Linked DNA regions of Homo sapiens: region 2 is linked to region 1. A link is a contact called in ENCODE Hi-C data. All regions are on one chromosome and are shown on one strand. Each heading gives the region's core, a stretch centred on a gene start or an enhancer-like site at or near the end of the contact. The rest is flanking DNA. Distances are from core to core; before and after follow the strand shown. Region 1 holds the start of LINC01476 (long intergenic non-protein coding RNA 1476). Region 2 overlaps CLTC (clathrin heavy chain).

Region 1 (6,457 bases), core at 2,201-4,700:
TCAAGAAACTTCTTGTATGGCCACAAAAGTAATATCATCTATACACTTATAAGAAAATATTAATATATTTTAGTGAATTGAGTTGCATGTGTGGAGACAGATACAAACACACAATATTTTAGAAATAAACAAATCCGGCCAGGTGCGGTGGCTCATGCCTGTAATCCCAGTACTTTGGGAGGTTGAGGCAGACTGATCACCTGAGGTCAGGAGTTTGAGACGAGCAAGGCCAACATGGCAAAACCCTGTCTCTACTAAAAATACAAAAATTAGCCAAGCGTGGTGGCACATGCCTGTAATCCCAGCTACTTGGGAGGCTGAGGCAGGAGAATCACTTGAACCCAGGAGATGGAGGTTGCAGTGAGCCAAGATTGTGCCACTACACTCCAGCCTGGGTGACAGAGCGAGACTCTGTCTCAAAAACAAAAAACAAAAAACAAAAATCCGATGGAGCAGGGCTTCCCAGCCTTTCTCATGTCATGAGAAGAATATATATATATGAATGATAGTAGTTGAACAGCACATTGGGGTAAATTGACAAGACTGCTCTCAGCAGAAGGCAATAACCCAGGGCAGGCACTGCGCACCTGAGACATCCACCAGAACTCCCAAGAGTTTAAAGTGTTCAGAAATGTGCTCGAGCCAGCTCCTACCAGATCCCAAGAGCCAAATGTGTATATATCTTCCCCAATTTGCACTTAATGACAGCTTGCTGGTAGTCTGAAATTGTCCATGGTAGGAGTACTTACACCACGGAAATAAAACAATTATCGAATACAAGCTGGGCCCAACGGCTCACGTCTATAATCCCAGCGCTTTGGGAGGCTGAGGCAGGAGGATCACTTGAGCCCAGGAGTTTGAGGCCAGCCTGGGCAACATAGTAAGACTCTATCTCTAAAAAGTAAGATGAAATTAACAAATGCTACAAATCAAGCCTTTTTTTCCTGGAGAGCTGGTTGTTACACATGTACTTTCACCTTATTGACCCGAGGGAAGGGGTCCATACCTCAGGACATTTATAACTCGCTTGTGGCATACCTGTTGGGCAGCTCTGCAATAAAGTCTTGTTTTTTGTTTTGTTTTGTGGTTTTTTTTTACTCTCCAAATATAAGCGGTTTTTGTTTTTTGTTTGTTTGTTTTTTCAAGACAGAGTCTTGCTCTGTTGCCCAGGCTGGAGTGCACTGGTACTATCTCAGCTCATTGCAACCTCCGCCTCCTGGGTTCCAGCAATTCTCCTGCCTCAGCCTTCCAAGTAGCTGGGATTACAGGCGTGCACCACCATGCCTGGCTAATTTTTGTATTTTTAGTAGAGATGGGGTTTTGCCATGTTGACCAGGCTGGTCTCAAACTCCTGACTTCAAGTGATCCAACCACCTCAGCCACCCAAAGTGCCAAGATTACAGGTGTGAGCCACCGTGCCCGGCCCAAATATAAGTTGTTTTATACAAATCGTACCAGGCAGCTGCTCTGTAATTTGATTTTATTATGTAGAATAAAAATTTAAAGTCTGGGTGCAGTGGCTCACGTCTGCAGTCCCAGCACTTTGGGAGGCCAAGGTGGGCAGATCACCTGAGGTCAGGAGTTCAAGTCCAGCCTGGCCAACATGGCAAAACTCCGTCTCTGCTAAAAATACAAAAATAATTAGCCAGGCATGGTGGTGGGTGCCTGTAATCCCAGCTGTTTGGGAGGCTGAGGCAAGGGAATTGCTTGAATCCAGGAGGCAGAGGTTGCAGTGAGCCAAGATTGCGCCACTGCCCTCCAGCCTGGATGACAGATACTCAGTCTCAAAAAACAAACAAACAAAAATTTAAAACATTCTATGTCAAGCTTGAGTAAAATAAATTTTAGAGTAAATCCACCTTGAGGCTAGAACATCATGTGTAAACACTAGCAACTAACTATAGATAAGACAATATGGAGGGAGGAAAACCTCAGTGAAATTTAAGTTTCGCCCAATCACCTTACAAATGAAGCTCAATTCACAAGTCCCATAGTCTCAGACAGAGCTGTCAGTACATTCTTAGTTCTGTAGCCCCCTACATACAAGTGAGAAAGAAAGTTTTTATCATTAAAAAACAGAGACCAAAACAAATAAACAGGACAACAAAATGTAGAGGTATTGAGATAATGCAAGAAGTAAAATAAATAAATAATAAAACTGTTAAAGACGTCTTCAGAGAGATAAGAGAAGATACGCACTTATGAAATAATACAGAGCCCTTGGAAATTGAACATATAGCAGGAGCAAAAACTTTAATAAAGGAATTGGAAGATGAAATTGAAGACTCTTTTAGAAAGAAGAAAAAAAAGACAAGAAAGTGGAAATTGAAGAGAAAAAAAATAAGGAACCTATTGGATCACTGCAGAATGTCCAATACCTGCCTATAATGTGAAATCCTGCATGGCAAGGATTTTGTATGTTTGATCATTGCGTAGAATAGAACCAGACACACAGTAGGCCATCAATAAATAGTTCTGCAAGAAATCAATTTTCAGAGTGTAAGGATCCACTCAGAACAAGAATGGGGAAAGACTCATGCCAACACACACGATTGTGAAACTTCAGAACATCAGAGACAAAGGGATCTTCAAAGCCTCTGGAGAGGAGAAAAAACACATACTCAAGGATCAAGAGTCAGATTGGCTTTGAACTTTAGAATAGCAAAGTTGGAAACATTATATTCCAGTAAGGAGTCATCCTGCACTTTTTATACATTCTTTCAAATGTCCAGTGATACAGAGAAACCTTTTTCATTCACCCCCAGTGACAGAGCAATCTTGAATATCTTGCAAGATTACACCTTATTTGCAAGCACATATGTGAACTAAATTCTTTCAAAATATTGTCATCAAAAATGATTAGCAAAGCAAGTTAACGTCTAAAGTTTTGTGGCTTGATATTAACTCCTTGGTGCTCAATTAAAATAAAACCCATTTATTATTCAGTCTATTTTGTGTTCCTTCATTGCATGCAATTGCAACAAGTAGACATTGGAGGCAAAAAGTAAGATTACATAACACAAAATAGATTCTCAAATGTTCCTCCAACAAAGCAGAAACGAATAATGCTTACCTCTGGTCAGTATTCATGTGGTGACCAGGGTTAGTGGTACTGCCATGAGGCTCCATGTGGCTGGATTGTTGATATTTTCTGTCAACTGTCAGTGACAGAAACTCAACTCAGTCTAGTTTTAGCTCCTGGAAATGGGAAGTCCAAGGGGTGGGTCCTGCATCAGGCATAACTGGATCTAAGAGTGCAAATCATGTCATGGGATCTCTCCTTTTACCCTTCTCTTCACTGCTCTTCTGTTTTCTCTGTGTGGCTTCATTTCCAGGCAGGCCATCCCCATGTGGAAGCAAAGATGGCCAGCAAACAGCTCAGGCTTACGTTTTCCTCATGGCTAGCAATTCAACTCTTGCTTTCCCAGCATTTGCATCCATCTTTGGAAAGAATTTAGATTATGTCACTTGCTCCCTCCTTGACCAATTGTGTGATAGGGAGAATTAGGCACTGTGATTGGGCTGCCTGGTTCATAAACTGATGAGATTTGTTTTAGGGCCAGATGGTTGGTATCTGTGGGGAGAGAAAGGATACAGAAGTTGGGAATCAAGCAGGTTCTGGATTTAAACCCATGTATCTGACAGACCCACCTAAATCCCATAGAGTGGGAGGGTGATAGCTTTCAAAAGAAGAGGATCAGAAAAGACTCCTCCCCATCCTCCTCCCCTCAAGATAACAGATGATCACTTACATGAGATTTTCCCTAGGAGTCAAAATTCTTCACGCTGTAAGATACTAAATAAAATGCAATCGTTTTAAGAAGAGCATACTTGAGAAAATTATCACCTTGAAGTGATGGACGGCTTAATTAGAATTTAAAAAAAGAAAAAAACACAACCCACGGCATTATCCAAATTACTTGAGGTATAACATACAAACTCTTTGGTTTCTAGGAGATATGTAAATGATTCACTTGTATTTTTAATTTGTAAGTAAATGGTGCCAGGTTTCCAGACAGAAACTGAAGCCAAATCTTTATCCATGGAACTTCACAGTGAGAGGCACATCTTAGAGATGAATACAAATCAATAATACAAATTACCCTTATCTAAGTGCCCCAATATTGTACCTCTTGTGCTCTGGTTATCATATTCCCACAGCTCTGGGTGTTTCAAATTAGATGTGGATTCTTCCACTTTTTTTTTTTTTTTGAGACAGGTTCTCACTTTGTTGACCAGGCTGGAGTGCAGTGGCATGATTACAGCCCACTGCACCATTGGCCTCCCAGGCTCAAGCGATCCTCCCACTTCAGCCTCCAGAGCAGCTGGGACTACAAGCATGCGCCACCATGCCTGCCTAATTTTTTTGTATTTTTGGTAGAAACGGGGTTTCGCCGTGTTGCCTAGGCTGATCTCAAACTCCCGGGCTCAAGTGATCCACCCACCTCAGCCTCCCAAAGTGCTGGGATTACAGGTGTGAGCCATCACACCTGGCCTCTTATTTTTTAAACATCTCCTTTATTGTACTTTATAGCTTCAGAATTGAGCTGATCAAAATACATGCTATTCAACTTGCATAGTAAAATCTTTCCTTGTGTCTGTCAGAACCTGCCTAACTCCTTACTTCTATATCCTTCATCTCCCAACAGATACCAACCTTCCAGCCCCTAAAACAAATCTCAGCCCCAGGAGGGCACTCATGTCCGTCATTCAGAGATTTGGCACACAAAGTCATACTCATTGCTAGGCTAGCTCTGACATGCTCCAATAACTGGACTTCCTACTTGTCTCCAAAACCAGGCTTTCTGGTAACCAGTTTTTGTAACTACATCCCTGTCTGTTCCCTGTGCCTGGATCCCTGACTTAGAAACCTACTGAGAACCACACTTTCTTTAGACCTGGAGGCCTGCCTTGTTCTTATCAGTCTCTATTCTTATCATACCTAGGGACAGAAGGTGTGCTCCACAACTTCAGCCTAAATATCTGACAGATAACTCTCCATATTTGGAGATCTATTCAGGGAAACACTTAACATCTACCACCTGAGACATTCCATCTTCTTTGTATTGAGATGACAGGTACTGACTTTTCTTTTCTTCCTTCCTTCCTCTTTCTTTATTTTTTCTTTTCTTTTCTTTTTTTTCTTTTTCTTTTTCTTTTTTTTGGAGACCGTGTCTTGCTCTGTCACCCAGGCTGGAGTTCAGTGGCGCGATCTCAGTTCACTGCAACCTCTGCCTCCCAGGTTCAAGCGATTCTCCTGCCTCAGCCTCCTGAGTAGGTGGGATTACAGGCGTGCAACACCATGCCCAGCTAATTTTTGTATTTTTAGTAGAGATGGGGTTTTGCCATGTTGGCCAGACTGGTCTCGAACTCCTGACCTCAGGGGATCCACCTGCCTCGGCCTCCCAAAGTGGTGGGAATACAGGCGTACAGGCATAAGCCACTGATCCTGGCTTTTTTTTTTTTTTTTGCCAGAGTCGTGCTCTGTTGCCCAGGCCGCAGTGCAGTGACTCAATCTCAGCTCACTGCAGCCTTGACCTACCTGGGTTCAGGTTATCCTCCCACCTCAGCCTCCTGAGTAGCTAGGACCACAGGCTTGCACCACCACACCCGGCTAGTTTTTGTATTTTTTGTAGATACAGGATTTCTCCATGTTGCCCAGGCTGTGGGTACTGACTTTTCTTGGACTGTTACCTAATGTCTCTTGCTGTACCTGCCCAAGGTAGATTTACCCCCCACCCCACCTGTGCCCATCGCTGTCCCTTTCCATGCCTGTTTTACCTTGGTGGAGGAACTCTCTTCCAGTTCTTGCCCTTCTCTACACCTCTGAGGAAAGCAAGATTATTTCCCATCCTGCTGCATTTTCTCAATAACGTGAGTTTCATTTCATGAAAAAAATTACTCTTTAGGCAGAGTATTTTAAGTGGATGCTGGGAGAGTAAAGCCAAGCTGGATTGTGTAATTTTTACACATCTTTTGTGTTGCTCTCATAAGACAATTTATACTTAACTTCCTTTATTATTCCACATTTTGTCATTTTTGTCTCTTTAGCATCTTTTTCCTCCTCCCCACCCCCCCATCACCATTTTTTTTTTCGATACAGAATCTCACTCTCACACAGGCTGGAGTGCAGTGGCATGATCTCAGCTCACTGCAACCTCTGCCTCCCAGGTTGATTCTTGTGCCACAGCCTCTCAAGTAGCTGGGATTACAGGCGCACACCACACGCTTGGCTTAATTTTGTATTTTCAGTAGAGATGGGGTTTCACCATGTTGGCCAGGCTAGTCTTGAACTCCTGGCCTCAAATAATCCACGTGTCTTGGCCTCCCAAAGTGCTGGGATTACAGGCGTGAGCCACAGTGCCCAGCCCTTTTCGTCCCCGTATTTTGATAATTGAGTGCCCCTTACCATGTGGGAACTAACTCTTACCCATTTGATCCATAGATCTTCCCTAGG
Region 2 (6,457 bases), core at 3,357-5,856, 120 kb after region 1:
AGGTGGGAGGATCCCTTAAGCCCAGGAGTTGGAGACCAGACTGGGAAACAAAGTGCTGCCTATCTCTACAAAAAAAAAAAAAAAAAATTAGCTGGGCATGGTGGCGTATGGGTGGTACCATCTATTTGGAAGGCTAATCTATTATCAGTAGTTAAAAGAAATTCACACCCAGAGTTTCAGCCAACCTATGGACAGCTGAATTAAGCAGCCCAGGAGGTTGAAGCTGCAGTGACCCATGATTGTGCCACTGAATTCCACCCTGGGCCACAGAGCAAGACCCTGTATGAGAAAAAAAAGAATTGGAAGTCCTAAAGTGTAATTTCCTTTTCTCCTCACTTCCCCAACAAAAACAAACTTTAAAAAAAAAAAGGCATTTCATAGTGTCTGAGGCAGTTAAGCACCCAGAGACCACTAATCTAGTATCAGTAGTTGAAAGAAATTCACACCCAGAGTTTCAGCCAACCTATGGACAGCTGAATTAAGCAGATAATAAAATGCAAATGCAAAAAAGCTAACCTTGAGCTGGCTTAAAGTACTGATATGTTGTATGTATTAATAGTTAATATCAGTGAGCTCTGGGTTGCTTGATCCCAGGAGTTTAAGGATACAGTGAGCTGTGATCACATCACTGCACTCCAGCTTGGGTGACAGAGCAAGACCCTATCTCTTGCACTCCAGCTTGGGTGACAGAGCAAGACCCTGTCTCTTAAAAAAAAACAGAAGGCAATATCTGTTGAGCTGTTAGATGTCAGGCATTGTTCTTTGCATTCACATTAAATCTTCACACCTCTGAGATAGATACTGTCATCTCAAATGTTTCATATGAGAAAACATAAACACAGCCTGTGTTCTCTAGATCAGTGGTCCACAACCTTTTTGGCGGCACCAGGGACCAGTTTTGTGGAAGAAAATTTTTCCACCGGTTGGGGGTGGGAGTGGGGGTGGGATGGTCTCAGATGAAATTGTTTCACCTCAGATCACAAGGCATTCGTTAGATTCTCATAAGGAGTGAGCAACCTAGATCCCTCGCTTGCACAGTTCACAATAGGGTTCGCGTGCCTATGAGAATCTAATGCCGTGGCTGAAATGACAGGAGGTAGAGCTCAGGCGGTGATGACTGCTCATTGGCTGCTCACCTTCTTCTGTGTGGCCCAGTTGCTAACGGAATACTGGTCTGCGGCCTGTGGTTCGGGATCCCTGCTCTAGATTATGGGGAAGCCGAAGTACTATTTTCTCATTATAAAAACAGAATCCTACCTTTTACTCCCCACCTCCCCCTGTTAATAGAAGTTGGAATGGAGAAGGAAGGAGATGCATTTTAAAATCATTTGTAACATGTAACTCCAGGGTACTTCAGAGTTTTAAAGAATAAATAGGGAATAAATTTGTTTAATTGCCTTTTTAGATCCAGGTTTAGGTGTCAAGTCCTAAAGTAGTGCCACTTGCAGACCAAAATCGAATCTGGAAACCAAATGAGTTACAAAGTTTGGGTGCTTTTCTGTAAAAACAAGGAAGCAGTTTATTTGTATACTTTTGTGTCTTGTGCCATTCTGTTGGAAAAGGGCGGAGGAAATACATACTTTCATATGCTACAGGATAACTCTGAAATGCAAAAGTATCTCTAATTGCTTAGGGGAGAAGGGTATTACTGGAAAGACGGGGTGGGTGACTTTTCATAGTATAACCTTTTGTAAGATTTTAGTGCTTTACTGTATGCACGTGATAACTATTCAAAAAAACAAGCCCCTTTTTTTGGACCCAGTTTATTGACTCCATATTCTTATAACAGCAAAATAAAAATTCTTTTAAGTTAAAAAAAACTTTATCATAGGAATTTCCAAGCATATGTTAAAATAGGATATCTCCAGCTTCAACACTAATGGCATTTTGCAGATTGAGAGGATAATAAAATGTAGCTGTAGTTTGGATACATGTATCCAGATATATTACATGTATTTCAGATATGTCCTCTGAAAATACCTGCAAGTTTATAGAGAATGTTGTATATGTCCTTTGACTTTATCCATGCTTAGTTCCATAGTGTATAATTCAGTTTATGGCTGGGTACAGTGGTTCATACCTGTAATCCCAACACTGGGAGGTCGAGCTGGGAGGATTACTTGAGCCCAGGAGTTCGAGACCAGCCTGGGTAACATAGGGAGAACCTGTCTCTTAAAAAAAAAAAAAAATTAGCCAGGCATGGTGGCGCCTGTAGTCTCAGGTACTGAGGAGGCTGAGGTAGGAAGATCACTTGAGCCTGGGAGGTCGAGGCTGCAGTGGTACCACTGCACTCCAGCCTGGGCAACAGGGCAAGACCCTGTCTCAATAAATAAAGAATAAAAATACAATTCAGTTTCTGTGGTATAGCTTATATGCCATCACACCTTTATAACTGACTGAGAATACTTTATGGTTACTATGTGCTGTTTTGAAAATAAAACCTGTTTAAAAATATGTTGCATTTTAAAAGTTTTAATCTATATTGATATTACTAGACATAGTTATATAGTTTGGCCACCCTGTTACATGCTCCTACTGTAAGGGTATACCTAAACCAGACTTGCAGTTAATAAGAGTGACTTGTCCTATTATTGTGTGCTTTGGCATATTTCTCTTTTGAGTATATAACAGGAAAATATGGGAAGAATTGCTGAGTGTTCTAGACATTCTCACTCAAAAGGAACATCAGTAAGGAAAACAATCTTACCTACCTTATTTGAAGAGGTGGAAGCAAATTTAACCTTCTCTTAGCCAATACGGTCACTTGAAGTTCTTTTTTTTTTTTTTGCCAAAGTCTTGCTCTGTCACTCAGGCTGGAGTGCAGTAGGGCGGTCTTGGCTCACTGCAACCTCCGCCTCCCGGGTACAAGCGATTCTCCTGCCTCAGCCTCTGGAGTAGCTGGGACTACAGGCGTGTGCCACCATGGGCCCGGCTAATATTTTGTATTTTTAGTAGAAACGGGGTTTCACTGTGTTAGCCAGGATGATCTCGATCTCCTGACCTCGTGATCCACGCCCCCTTGGCCTCCCAAAGTGCTGGGATTACAGGCATGAGCCACCACGCCCAGCCGAAGTTCCTGTCTTTTTTTCCTCACAATTAGGAAGGCTATATAGGAAGGAGCAGGGTCCTGTTCAGTTGTGTAAATGACCACCACTTAAGTGTGCTTTTTTAATATGTTTAAACATGTGCCATTATTAAGAATTTGACACGGCTGGACGCCGTGGCTCATGCCTGTATTCCCAGCACTTTGGGAGGCCAAGGCGGACGGAACATGAGGTCAAGAGATCGAGACCATTCTGGCCAACGTGGTCAAACCCCATCTGTACTAAAAATACAAAAATTAGCTGGACGTGGTGGTGCACGCCTGTAGTCCCAGCTACTTGGGAGGCTGAGGCAGGAGAATTGCTTGAACTGGGGAGGTAGAGGTTGCAGTAAGCCGAGATCATGCCACTGCATTCCAGCCTGGTGACAGAGCGAGACTCGGTTTCAAAAAAAAAAACAAAAAACTTGCAACTTCAGAATTATGTTCATGTTTGCTGGTGTTTTAACTCAAACTGGGACATAAATCCTAGGGAAGTAACCCATATCACTGTTGTTCTAATAACTGCATTCGTAGTAGAATAACACTACATTCACTAGTAGAGGCTGAGGGAGAGAGGAAAAGAAGGAATTACAGGTTACAGGCTACTTTTCTGTTCTTGTCTAGACTGAGGCTGACTGACTTGTCTAGACTGAGGCTGAGGCAGGTGGACCATGAGGTCAGGAGATCGAGACCATCCTGGCCAACATGGTGAAACTCCATTTCTACTAAAATACAAAAAATTAGCCGGGCATGTTGGCGCACTCCTGTAGTCCCAGCTACTCGGGAGGCTGAGGCAGGAGAATCACTTGAACCTAGGAGGCAGAGGTTGTAGTGAGCTGAGATCGAGCCACTGTACTCCAGCCTGGCTGGCGACAGAGCAAGACTCCATCTCAAAAAAAAAAAAAAAAAAAAAAAAGAGTTTGTCACTTGCCTCCTGTTTAATTTTGCATTTTTTAAATAAAGTATATCTATTCCACATGGACTATTTTGATTAGTACCAATACATTCCTGAAGGAGATCAAAGATATATATGCATAGCTCTCTTGGTAGCATATGTTTAATGAGAAAGTAATATAAGGATTACATAGATTAGGGTTGCAGGCAGTTCTGTCACTTTAAAGCCAGATCTTTTATTTACCTTATTTTTTAAAGTTTTTGCAGAGATGGGGTCTCATTATGTTGCCCAGGCTGGTATCAAACTCCTGGGCTCAAGTGATCCTCTCATCTCAGCCTCCCAAAGTGCTGGGATTATAGGTGTGAACCAAGGTGCCAGGCCAAATCTTTGTTGTTTTTTTTTTTTTTTTTTTTTTTTACAAGTAAAATACCCTGAGGCTGAAGGTCATTGCTAACTGATGCAGCGTGTTTTTCTTACTGCTTTTTTTCTGGGGATCTAACAAGGAATTGGAAACACAGGTTTTTGACTTTCCTTTTTCCTCCTCATTGTTTTCTGATAGTGTTTTCTTAAAGTCATCTTCCACCTGCCTCTGAAGTTGAGAAGTAGGAAGGAATCTGTTAGAATCACTTGGGGTTCAGTTAGTAGTGTCTGTGGTTTGCTTCCTTTTGTGGTTTTGAATTTAATTTCACTATTTGACTAACACTATTTTTACTCCGACTTCCTCAAACACTGTGGGACTTAAGCTGTGACAGGTGAAACTCAGTGCCTTAGATGAAGGCTTGGTAGAGACTTAGAAACATAGAATTCTTACAGGGTAGCTTAGGATTCTTACAGCATAACTTACTGCTTTTAGGTATATAGCTCTATGAACTTTATGAGCCCACTGGAATGTTTTCTCCAATTATCGGAAAGGATAATTATCAATTAAACTTAAGGAGTCTAAGGACCCTCTACTCAGAAAAATAGATGTGAGATCCTGTCTCAAAAGAAAAGTTAAAGTCAGGAAGAAGTTAAAATTAATGGTTTATAAGGCTTTACTATAACTAAATACATTATAAGTTACATACTTTAAAGCTAGTGTATTTGCCTTGCATTACAGCATATACTTGAGCTTGTAAAGCAGGTTAATCTACTTTATTACGATGTTTGTATTAATGGTTAGAGAGTTGTTTGACTTCTTGCCCCTATATTCAGTGACTGAGTTACTGTAACTACACTTTATAACTGAGTTATAACATTAATAACTTAATACCAGTAGTAATTGAGATAGAAGAGTGAAGAGAAAGTAAAATGTAGCCTTGTAGTCTTATGTTATATCTTATTCAGAGCCTGGCCTGGTTATGTTTAAGCACTATTAGCAGAAGAGTTTCAGAAGAGAATTTAAATAAAATACAGTTAACTTGGCTGGTTTAGTCCATAAGATAATAGTGACAGTGGTGGTGTTTGTGGAGGAAAACTGTATTGCTAGAGGACAAGGGTGACAGAAAGACTTGATTTTTTTTTTTCCATGCTTTTTCTTTTCTGGGGTGTGTGTGTGTGTGTGTGTGTGTGTGTGTGTGTGTATTTTGTACCATGCGAATTTATTATATTACCTTTGGAGGAAAGGGGGATAAAACTAGTCTGGCCAAGGCTAATAAAATAAAGCCTCCATGTAGCTTCTTTTAGTAGGACTTAATCTGTTACAACATAGTTAGTCACCCAGAGTATTAATAACCCACTATGGTAGAGATTTCTTCCTAGTAACAAGTGACTTTTGTTCTTACATACTTAATTGGTTTGCAAAGACCTACCATCTTTAGATCCACTATATTTGTTTAGCAGATACTTTAGTATTTTCTGAGTACACAAAGCAAATCTAATTCCATTATTTTCCTTGTTAAAATCCTTAAGTAGCTCCCTTCGCCTGTAGAATAAACTCAGGATTCTTACTGAGGTATGTTTAGCTTGTTGGTCTGGCCCTTGCTCATTTCTCTAACCTTAATTGTGTACTCCCTCAATCCTATAGTGTTACAAAAGTACTTGTAGTTCCCTTAGCCAACCACACTTTTACGTCTCTGTGCTTTACCACATGCTCTTTCTGTTGAGAATTCTCTCGCCTGCCTCCTTTGAACACATTGCTTTAGCTGTGTAGCCTTTGACAAGATCCCTCTTACATATCTTTGTTTTGGCACTTTTTGCACAGAATTAGAACTTGTTTGCTCTTGCTATTCAAGTTCCTTTATTTAGATCAAGAATTCTGTGACATTTTAGATCTTTTTATGCTTGTAACTTAATTTTTCAGCTTCTTGAAGCGTGAACAAATAACTGCTACATGTTAAGGGGGGTGAGAGAGGACTGGTCCAATAGTTCCAAGGTCTTAAAATAAATCAAGAAACTCAATTACCTCAAATCCCTTGAACCATGCATGCTACCTTGCAGATGTTGCTCTTTCCTTTAACTTCATCTGTATTTGTTCTGCCTCTTATTTGAAACAGTTGAAT

What was found. A loop is a pair of places that touch in the nucleus more often than their neighbours do. Pooled maps may share reads with other maps.
Region 2: a loop to region 1 is called in a map of naive thymus-derived CD4-positive, alpha-beta T cell, with 4 times the contacts of the local background. The contact joins the enhancer-like site here to the promoter of LINC01476 in region 1. A Hi-C loop is called at or near these places in 2 of 168 maps with a recorded cell type or tissue (Caco-2 and naive thymus-derived CD4-positive, alpha-beta T cell), 8 of 37 single-sample maps with no recorded cell type and 7 of 50 pooled maps.

Annotation. Positions count from the first base shown.
Region 1 is chr17:59,523,407-59,529,863 of GRCh38, forward strand. LINC01476 (long intergenic non-protein coding RNA 1476) reads right to left here and starts at 3,451. Exons shown (of 3, transcript NR_110813.1): 1 at 3,074-3,451. It overlaps LOC105371847 (a long non-coding RNA gene), which reads left to right and starts at 6,385. Exons shown (of 3, transcript XR_934889.2): 1 at 6,385-6,457.
Region 2 is chr17:59,637,630-59,644,086 of GRCh38, forward strand. The region is part of intron 1 of CLTC (clathrin heavy chain); the gene reads left to right. Among named protein-coding and RNA genes, the nearest start is that of CLTC, 21 kb to the left of the region's middle. RefSeq lists a silencer at 4,633-4,712. Within about 2 kb of position 4,607, at least 6 of the 41 ENCODE cell types and tissues checked have a DNase peak (open chromatin) inside an H3K27ac peak, as active enhancers do.